Regions from separate parts of the Homo sapiens genome. Here region 1 is linked to region 2. Evidence: chromatin contacts called from ENCODE Hi-C or POLR2A ChIA-PET data. All regions are on one chromosome and are shown on one strand. Each heading gives the region's core, a stretch centred on a gene start or an enhancer-like site at or near the end of the contact. The rest is flanking DNA. Distances are from core to core; before and after follow the strand shown.

What was found. A loop is a pair of places that touch in the nucleus more often than their neighbours do. ChIA-PET counts read pairs that join two places held with the same protein, here RNA polymerase II (POLR2A). Pooled maps may share reads with other maps.
Region 1: a pooled map shows a loop between it and region 2 (10-fold over the local background). The contact joins the promoter of ABRAXAS1 here to the promoter of PLAC8 in region 2. A Hi-C loop is called at or near these places in 9 of 50 pooled maps. POLR2A ChIA-PET finds 5 or more read pairs at or near these places in 2 of 52 experiments (WTC11 and activated T-cell).

Annotation. Positions count from the first base shown.
Region 1 is chr4:83,482,841-83,486,694 of GRCh38, forward strand. It overlaps ABRAXAS1 (abraxas 1, BRCA1 A complex subunit), which reads right to left and starts at 2,260. Exons shown (of 9, transcript NM_139076.3): 1 at 2,146-2,260. The coding sequence starts at 2,232. RefSeq lists a silencer at 1,986-2,475.
Region 2 is chr4:83,112,396-83,116,278 of GRCh38, forward strand. PLAC8 (placenta associated 8) reads right to left here and starts at 2,334. Exons shown (of 5, transcript NM_016619.3): 1 at 2,271-2,334.

The sequences.
Region 1 (3,854 bases), core at 1,010-3,509, 370 kb after region 2:
TGTGTAGGCAGAGCATGAAGCACTGGGCACACTTGGAAGCATATAAGACTTAAAGCCAGAAATGAGCACACACTGAAGAATGAGCAGAGCACTTTGCCTTGGAGCAGAAGGAAATCAAAGATAAATAAGAACGAGCCAATAATGGGACACCCCGAATGACTACTCTGGATTTAACCACATGTGCTTCTGGGAGTTACAGAAAGCTTCTAAGGTACGAAATGACAAGATTAGTGTTTTCTGATTAAAACTCATGCACAATATGAAAGATTTAAATTCAATTTCAGAGTCTGCTTTCTAAAAGGAGTGCTGTGAGCCCGATTCTTTTAAAACTACTTGTATTCTGCCACCCCAGTGGTAATTTATCTGAGTTTTGGGGAATTCAATTTCTCTAGGCACACTTAAAGACCCAATGTGCTTGACAATGAAGATTTTATATCTTTTTTTTTTTTTTTTTTGAGAAGAGGTCTAGCTCTGTCATCACCCAGGCTGGAGTGCAGCGGTGCAATCACTACTCACTGCAGCTTTGACCTCCCAGGCTCAAACAATCCTGCTGCCTCAGCCTTCCAAGTAGCTGGGTCTACAGGCACGTGCCACCACGCCGGGCTAATTTTTAAAATTTTTTTGTAGACATGAGGTCTCCTTATGTTGCCCACGCTGGTCTTGAACTCCTGGGCTCAAATGATCCTCCTGCCTCCGCGTCCCAAAGTGCTGTGATTACAGAAATATTTTATATTCTTTATAATTAATAATGCTTTTTTCCCCTAAAAGTAAAAAAGGATTATTTCCATAATGTGAGTCTTTACTGGAATCACGCGGGGGGATATCCAGAATCTAGTGTTCTTGATTTTGATACTCAAAAGACGAACTCAGGGAAGGGAAGCAGGGGGGCAATGCAAGTGCAACTAGCCAGAAAAACCACCCTTTAAAGACTTCAGGAAAAAGATCTGAGAAACAGGGGCCTCCCTAGCACTCAGGTACTTCCCAAGGGCTAATCGTTTAAGCTACCGAGGATTTACGGTCCCACTCTATCTACACTACAGGTATTCCAAAATAATTTCCACAGCTACACATATATTTTAAATGGTCATATATTTGTTCTTTATTAGGTATTACTTTGTAAGGTTATCTGAAATTGTATACATAAAACATACCAATTCCAACCTTTATTAGGATTGTGCCAAAGAGCAATTTTGTAATGTTTAGATTTTGTAGAGACCGGGTCTCACTACGTTGTCCCCGATGGTCTCGAACTCGTGGGCTCAGGTGATTCACCCGCCTCGGCTTCCCAAAGGGCTGGAATTACAGGCGTGAGCCACCGCGCCCGACCTATATTAAGGCAATTTTGAGTAAAATAGACGTTATATCTTAAAATGAACTTAGCAGAAATTACTAGGCATTGTTCAGCAGGGTATTCTCCGAACTGTACCACACAGCAGGGAAGTGTATTTCAGATGCTTAGACTTTCTTTCTGCAAGTTACTGAAAGTGCTACAGGACATTAACTACTTCCGAGCTCAACGTTTTACAGCGTTTCTTTAATTTCATAGAACTTTTAGAAAATAGGCAACGTACTTTTAAAAACTGTTTTAACAAATTTAATAACGCAAATAAAAAGATATCTGATATACCAGATTAAGCTGTTCCATCCACTAAGATTTGCCACTGGACGCAACATCTATTTTTATTCCCTTACCATCCTACCATCGCAACAAACACGCACAGACGCTGCTCTGCATGAAAAAGTCCGCCTGGTTTTGCAAACGCCTGTCGGGCGTCGCGAGAAACGGAAAGTTTACCGCAGGCTCCGCAGAGCAGCGGAAAGACGCTCCGTGAACTTTCCATCTTTTCACGCCCAAGTTTCCACAGCTACAGGGGCGCCGAGGAAAGATGGGAGCGTGTGGGACACTTGGGTCGGAAAAGGGAAATAACGGAGGATAGCAGAGGGAGGGCTAATGCTGGAGAAGACTTCGTGGGCACGAGGCACCTCAGGGACCGCTGAGGGGGAGAGAAGGCAGAGCCGCGACCGCAGGGAGGAGGCGCGGCGGCGTCGGGGGAGCGGGCGGGGACCGGAGCAACAGCGGGGAGGCAGGCCGCGCGCAGGGCTCTTCCCAGGCGACGCCGGACCCCGCCCCGTCCCTCGGCTCACCGTGTCCGAGTCCGTGTTGAGGTGCTGGAAAGCGAGTGCGCCGAGCACAAAGCCCGAGAGCACCGCCGACGTACTCTCCCCCTCCATGCTACCGCCGCCTCAGGCTACACAAGAGGACGAGGGCGGGGCGCGCGGAGGCAAGACCCTGTGGTGGCAGCGAGGCGGGGCCCAGCGAGGAGGCGGGGCCTGCGCCGGCGCACGGGCTGCTGCGCGCTCCGCAGAGGGGCGGGGCGAGGGGGCTGAGGGCGGGCGCGGGCGGGTCCCCAGCCGCGCGCTCGGCTCCTCCTTCGCTTCTGCTGCCGGCCTCTCCCGGAAGGCCGCTGCATGTCGGTACCACTGCAGAGGGCTGCGAATTGCTTTTGGTGGCCTGCGCCTGCTGAGCGACCTGTCACAAACATGCAAAGCTATCAAAATGAACACGGTTGACAGGGTCATTTTAAGACAAGCAATGATTACAAGAATAAAAGAGTTGAGTAGCAACATTACGATGCCACAGTGGATATGCCACGGTTTTGGTTTTCAAGCTGCATTTTAGCACCCTTCACTCACTGAAACTTACAGAATACTAATAACCATTTGGGGATTGTCTTTGCTAGAACTCTCTAGCCATGTTCTGTGTCTGTGTGTTTGTGTGTGTGCATGTGTGTGTTCCCTTGCTTTTAGAAAACTTCAGCCTAATTTAAACAATACATGGATATTTAATGTTCTGACAGTTTAATGATAGGCATAATCATAGTAAGCTGGTTCATTTAATGTAAATGGTAAGGTGAGTGGACCAGGGCTTGGCAAATGTATTTTACACACACACACACACACACACACACGTAAAGGTATGTTTCTTAAATGACTGAAAGTAAGCATAATAGCAGACTACTGAATTAGTGTGGCACATTTGTGGGTTTTGTTGTCAAGCAGTTGTCTGTGGCTGCGTAACACACAATACATATGTATATAATTAATGATTATATATTTATTCCCTAGAATTAAGTTTCTTGCCTTCATTTTGTAGGGGTGAAGGGAAAGCTCTGCCCTCTGAAGGTTCACTGGAGTGAACTAACAAAAGAAAAGATGAACAGAAGGAAAAGGGATACGAATTTATTTTATTTTTTATTTTTTTGAGACTGAGTCTCGCTTGGTCACCCAGGCCAGAGTGCAGTGGCACCATCTCAGCTCACTGCAGCCTCCACTTCCCGGGTTCAAGCGATTCTTCTGCCTCAGCCTCCTGAGTAGCTGGGATTACAGGCACGTGCCACCAAGCCCGGCTTATTTATTTATTTTTTTTGTATTTTTATTAGAGACAAGGTTTCACCATGTTGGCCAGGCTGGTTTCGAACTCCTGACCTCGGGTGATCTGCCCCCTTCGGCCTCCCAAAGTGCTGGGATTACAGGCGCTCCCGACTGGCATACAAATTTATTAATGTGCCCTGGAGAAAATCACAGTAGAGTGATTACCCAATAATCCAATGAGGTTCAGATGCTTATGTACACTTTTTCATAAGGGAGAGGGAGATGGAGGAATGTAAGTAATTTTGAGGATCACAATTGATTCTTTGGATGAGCTTGAGGGATTGCTTGCAAAGAATTCTTTGTGGAAGTTGGATGAGCCCAAACAGCAGTCAATAACTTAGTACAAAGTTCCTCTGGGCTCTAGATTTGATGTTTGACTTTCAGTCTTCTTTCCACAGTCAGTAGATAATGAAATTTCAATG
Region 2 (3,883 bases), core at 1,084-3,583:
AATGTGGGAGATTGCAGGGACCCAGGTGCTTCTGTGAATATTAGCACTAGGAACTGGAGCAGAATGGGGGGCCCCAGGAGGTTTCTGATGCTATTGTAAGTTCCTTTCTAGCACAGATTACCTATATTGGTGGAGAAGTCTACTCGGCTTATCCCTGCGTAGAAGAGTAGTCCTAAAGGGAACTGCTATCCAGGACTTCCATCTGTCACTTCTAGCTGATTCTAAAAAGGGTCTAATAACTTCTCCCGTGAGATATCTTATTCAAAGAAATACCTTCTTGAAAGTTATAAAACAGATGAGAAAGCAAACACACTCATTTGTACGCGCCTCTGTGATCATTTAAAAATTCAAGGTATCTTTTAAGTTGCAACAAATGTAAAACAGAAACAAATGTAAAATTGTTGCTTGTTCAAACAACCACAATTCTCTTTGCTTCAGCCATGAAGTCTTTAGCCTTAGCCATTCAAGGTAAAAGGTCAGCAATAAGTGGAGAGAAAACGTCCTTGAAAATCTAGAGTTCCTAGGACCTTAGGTACCAGCTTGTCTCCTTAGTTCAGTGGTCCTCAAAGCTTACTATTAGTAAAACCACTTGGACTGCTCTTTAACGTGTAGATTTCTAGACACTGCTCAGAGATTGTGACTTAGATAGAATGAGCTAGGGTTGAGGAATCTGTACAATGTAGAATTCTACACACTGTTCAGAGATTGTGGTTTAGATAGAATGAGCTAGGGTCTAAAAGTCTGTAACGTGCACCCGCAGGGCTGCTGCCCTTATGCCATAGGCTTTTGTCCTATGAACTAGAAAAACGTGGCCCTTCTCACAGACACGGCTTGGTGAGCACGTAGCTGCTTCGGTGAGAATTCGAAAAACGGTACACCTTCCTCCATGCGATGAAGCCCATGCTAGACCCTCTCGCATTCCCGGGAGCACATTCCAAACTAGCTCCTCTCCCTTCAGGTGCGGGCCTGTGCAGTATCCTGGGCACTTCACAAGATTCTAATGCCAGTGGCCTTGCAGAGCACATTTTGTAACCCACGACCAGTGGCCTTATTTTTCTTCTGTTACTAATAACTACAGATCCAATTTAATTCAGCAAATATTTTATTGAGTGCCAGGGTGTGTAAACGTGTTGGGCTGGATTTGGTAAGGGCTAAGGAGATGCCTGAGGTTTCCTATCTGTGGCCAGCAGTTCTGCCCGTTGTGGTGTGACCACACAGCTGTTTTGTTCCATGCCATCTTTAACCCCACAGGAGCAGAGAGAGTGATTAAAAAAAAGTTGGCAGGGGCCACCTTGGAAAATGCAGGAAAAATGGGGGCAGGAGGTAGTGAAATGGGAATCTTGGTGGGCAAGCTTTGGAGAATGAGACTAGAATACCTTTCTTTAGGAAGTTCTGTGGAATGGTCTCAATGTCAGGAAATCTTGCAGTATTTGGCTCATATTTTAAACACCTTAATTTTATCTATTAGTTAAGAATCAATCTTGTATTTGTCTCTCCTTTCTATGAGCACTTCACTCCTGAGGACAGCCCACTATCTTAATAAAATACATTAATATTAATATAATACATGATATTAATTATAGTAATATTAATACATATTATTAATATTGATTAATCCAGATACTAGACATATTATTGAGATTTTTCTCTTCTACTGTTTATTGATGTTAAATTTCATTTTTTTGCTTTGATTGAAACATTTCCATTTCATAATCTCTCCATCTCTCTTTATACATATAAATGAAGCACCAGAATTTAATTTTGAAGAATTCTAGTCTGTTTTTCTTACTTTCATAGTGAGAATTCAAGAATTCTTATAATTCATTAGCTAAATCTACAAAATTCCATATCTTGTTTCTAAATACTTTGAATGGATAAAATAGAATATTTGTAAAGCAGAAAGAAATTAGACCGGCATAAGTCAACATGCATACATATTGAAATAAAGAGTGAAATTAATGATCATGTTACTAAATACAATGTATAATATGTGTTTGCTGCAGAAAGCAGCAATTGATGAGGATTCAAGGCTGGGATCTTACACTACTTTGAAAAGCCTGGCATTTGGCAAAATGCTTAGCAAGAAATTGTTGAATTTGACTAAATGTATAAATTTAAAGCAATTAGATAAGAAAACCTTAGTCTTTTAGCTGAAACTCAAAATATAACATGCTAAGAAAAAAACAAGAAAATCAAATAACTTTTAAAGAAAGCTTTTTTTTTTTGAATGCTAAGTTTTTAAAACAAGTTCTTACTTGTAAAGTACTTACAATTAGTAAACAAGGTTCCGAGCAGGAAATGTCTTGTGGCCTGGGAGAGAATCTCACCACAAATGAAAACTACGTGAAAGGGGAGAGGTAACTGTGTTTCTATCGCAGGGCATAGTACATAGAACAGTTTCAGACGCTCTTATTGGCCAGAGTAATCCAGCAGAAGTGGTTTCAATGTGTGTTTCTCTTATCTGGAGAATGAATATATCTCTTGCCAAATAAGGTGTGTTTCTTTTCCTATATTGTGTTAGGTACACTGATACGTCTTTTTAATGGGGAAAGGATTTAATTCATTATATAGTTTGATTGGTTTTACATGTCTGGCAGAGCTTACTGTTGTTTTTTTGTGTTTGTTTTTTGTTATCTTTGTGGGGAAAAAAAAGATCATTATTGTTTCAGATTATATAGTAGTTGGCATCTCAAGCATCCTTTAATGGTATCAACTTACAGATACTGAACATTAAAATAGGCCAAGCATTATCAATGACTTGTTAATGACTTTGATAGTTAGGCCTTATTTTTTCAATTTTAGAGGTGAGGAAACAAGCTCAGATTCTTGAGCTGACTTTCAGAGGCCACATAGCTAACAAGTTACTCACCTAGGATTTTAGCTCATGTCAGCTCAGCTCCAAACTATGGCTCTTTTTACAATGTTGCATCCAATTTCTTTGTACCTTTTTAATTATTCTTCTTATTGGTGGTATTACTATTTCTTTCTTTTGAAATTTTTATTCATAGTCTTTGAATTTCTGATCCCATAGTTTAAACTATCAAAAGACAAAATTACAACAAATTTAGTTTAGAAGATGTAATTGCCTTTTATTTGCAATTCTAGAATCAAGCAACACATCATTCTATAAAATAGAATGAGTGTCCTGGTGAGTATGAAGAAAGCGGAAACAGAGAAAAAAAGATAGATTGGTTGTTTCAAAGTTACTTTCCTTATAGGACTAAAACAGAGAGGACTTCCTTACTACACTGACTGAGGTTGACTGAAATCTCCTGTTTTTTGGAAAACTGGTCCATTTCAAAGTTCAGTTTGATTATATGTCACTTAGCACAAGCGACTTCATTCTGGTTTGGTCTGATTTTCTGGGGCCTAGAGCAGGAGGCTAGTCCATAACAATGGCCTCTCATAAACTTTGTTTAACAAAACCTTTCAGAAATGAGGGTGGGCCGGCACAGTGGGAGGCCCAGGCGGAGGACTGCTTAAGGTCAGAGTTCAAGACAAGCCTGGCCAACACAGTGAGACCTTGTCTCTAAAAAAAAACAAAAACAAAAACAAAAAATTAAAAAATTAGCCAGACATGGTGGTAAGTGCCCGTAGGCTTGTAGTCCCCGCTACTTGGAAGGCTGAGGCAGGAGGATTGCCTGAGCCCAAGAATTTGAGGTTACAGTGAGCTGTGTTGTGTCACCACACTCCAGCCGGAGTGACAGCAAGACCGTGTCTCTAAAAAAAAAAAAAAATTAAGAAATGAGAGTGGCCAGCTTTCCTGTCATTCACTCTGAAGTTTTTGCGGATGGGAAATCTTTCCCACTAGAACAAGGCTATTGTGTGAGGTTGTACAGTGAGAATGTGTGGCATTATGGCAGACTCTAAGTGCTTAGAGTCC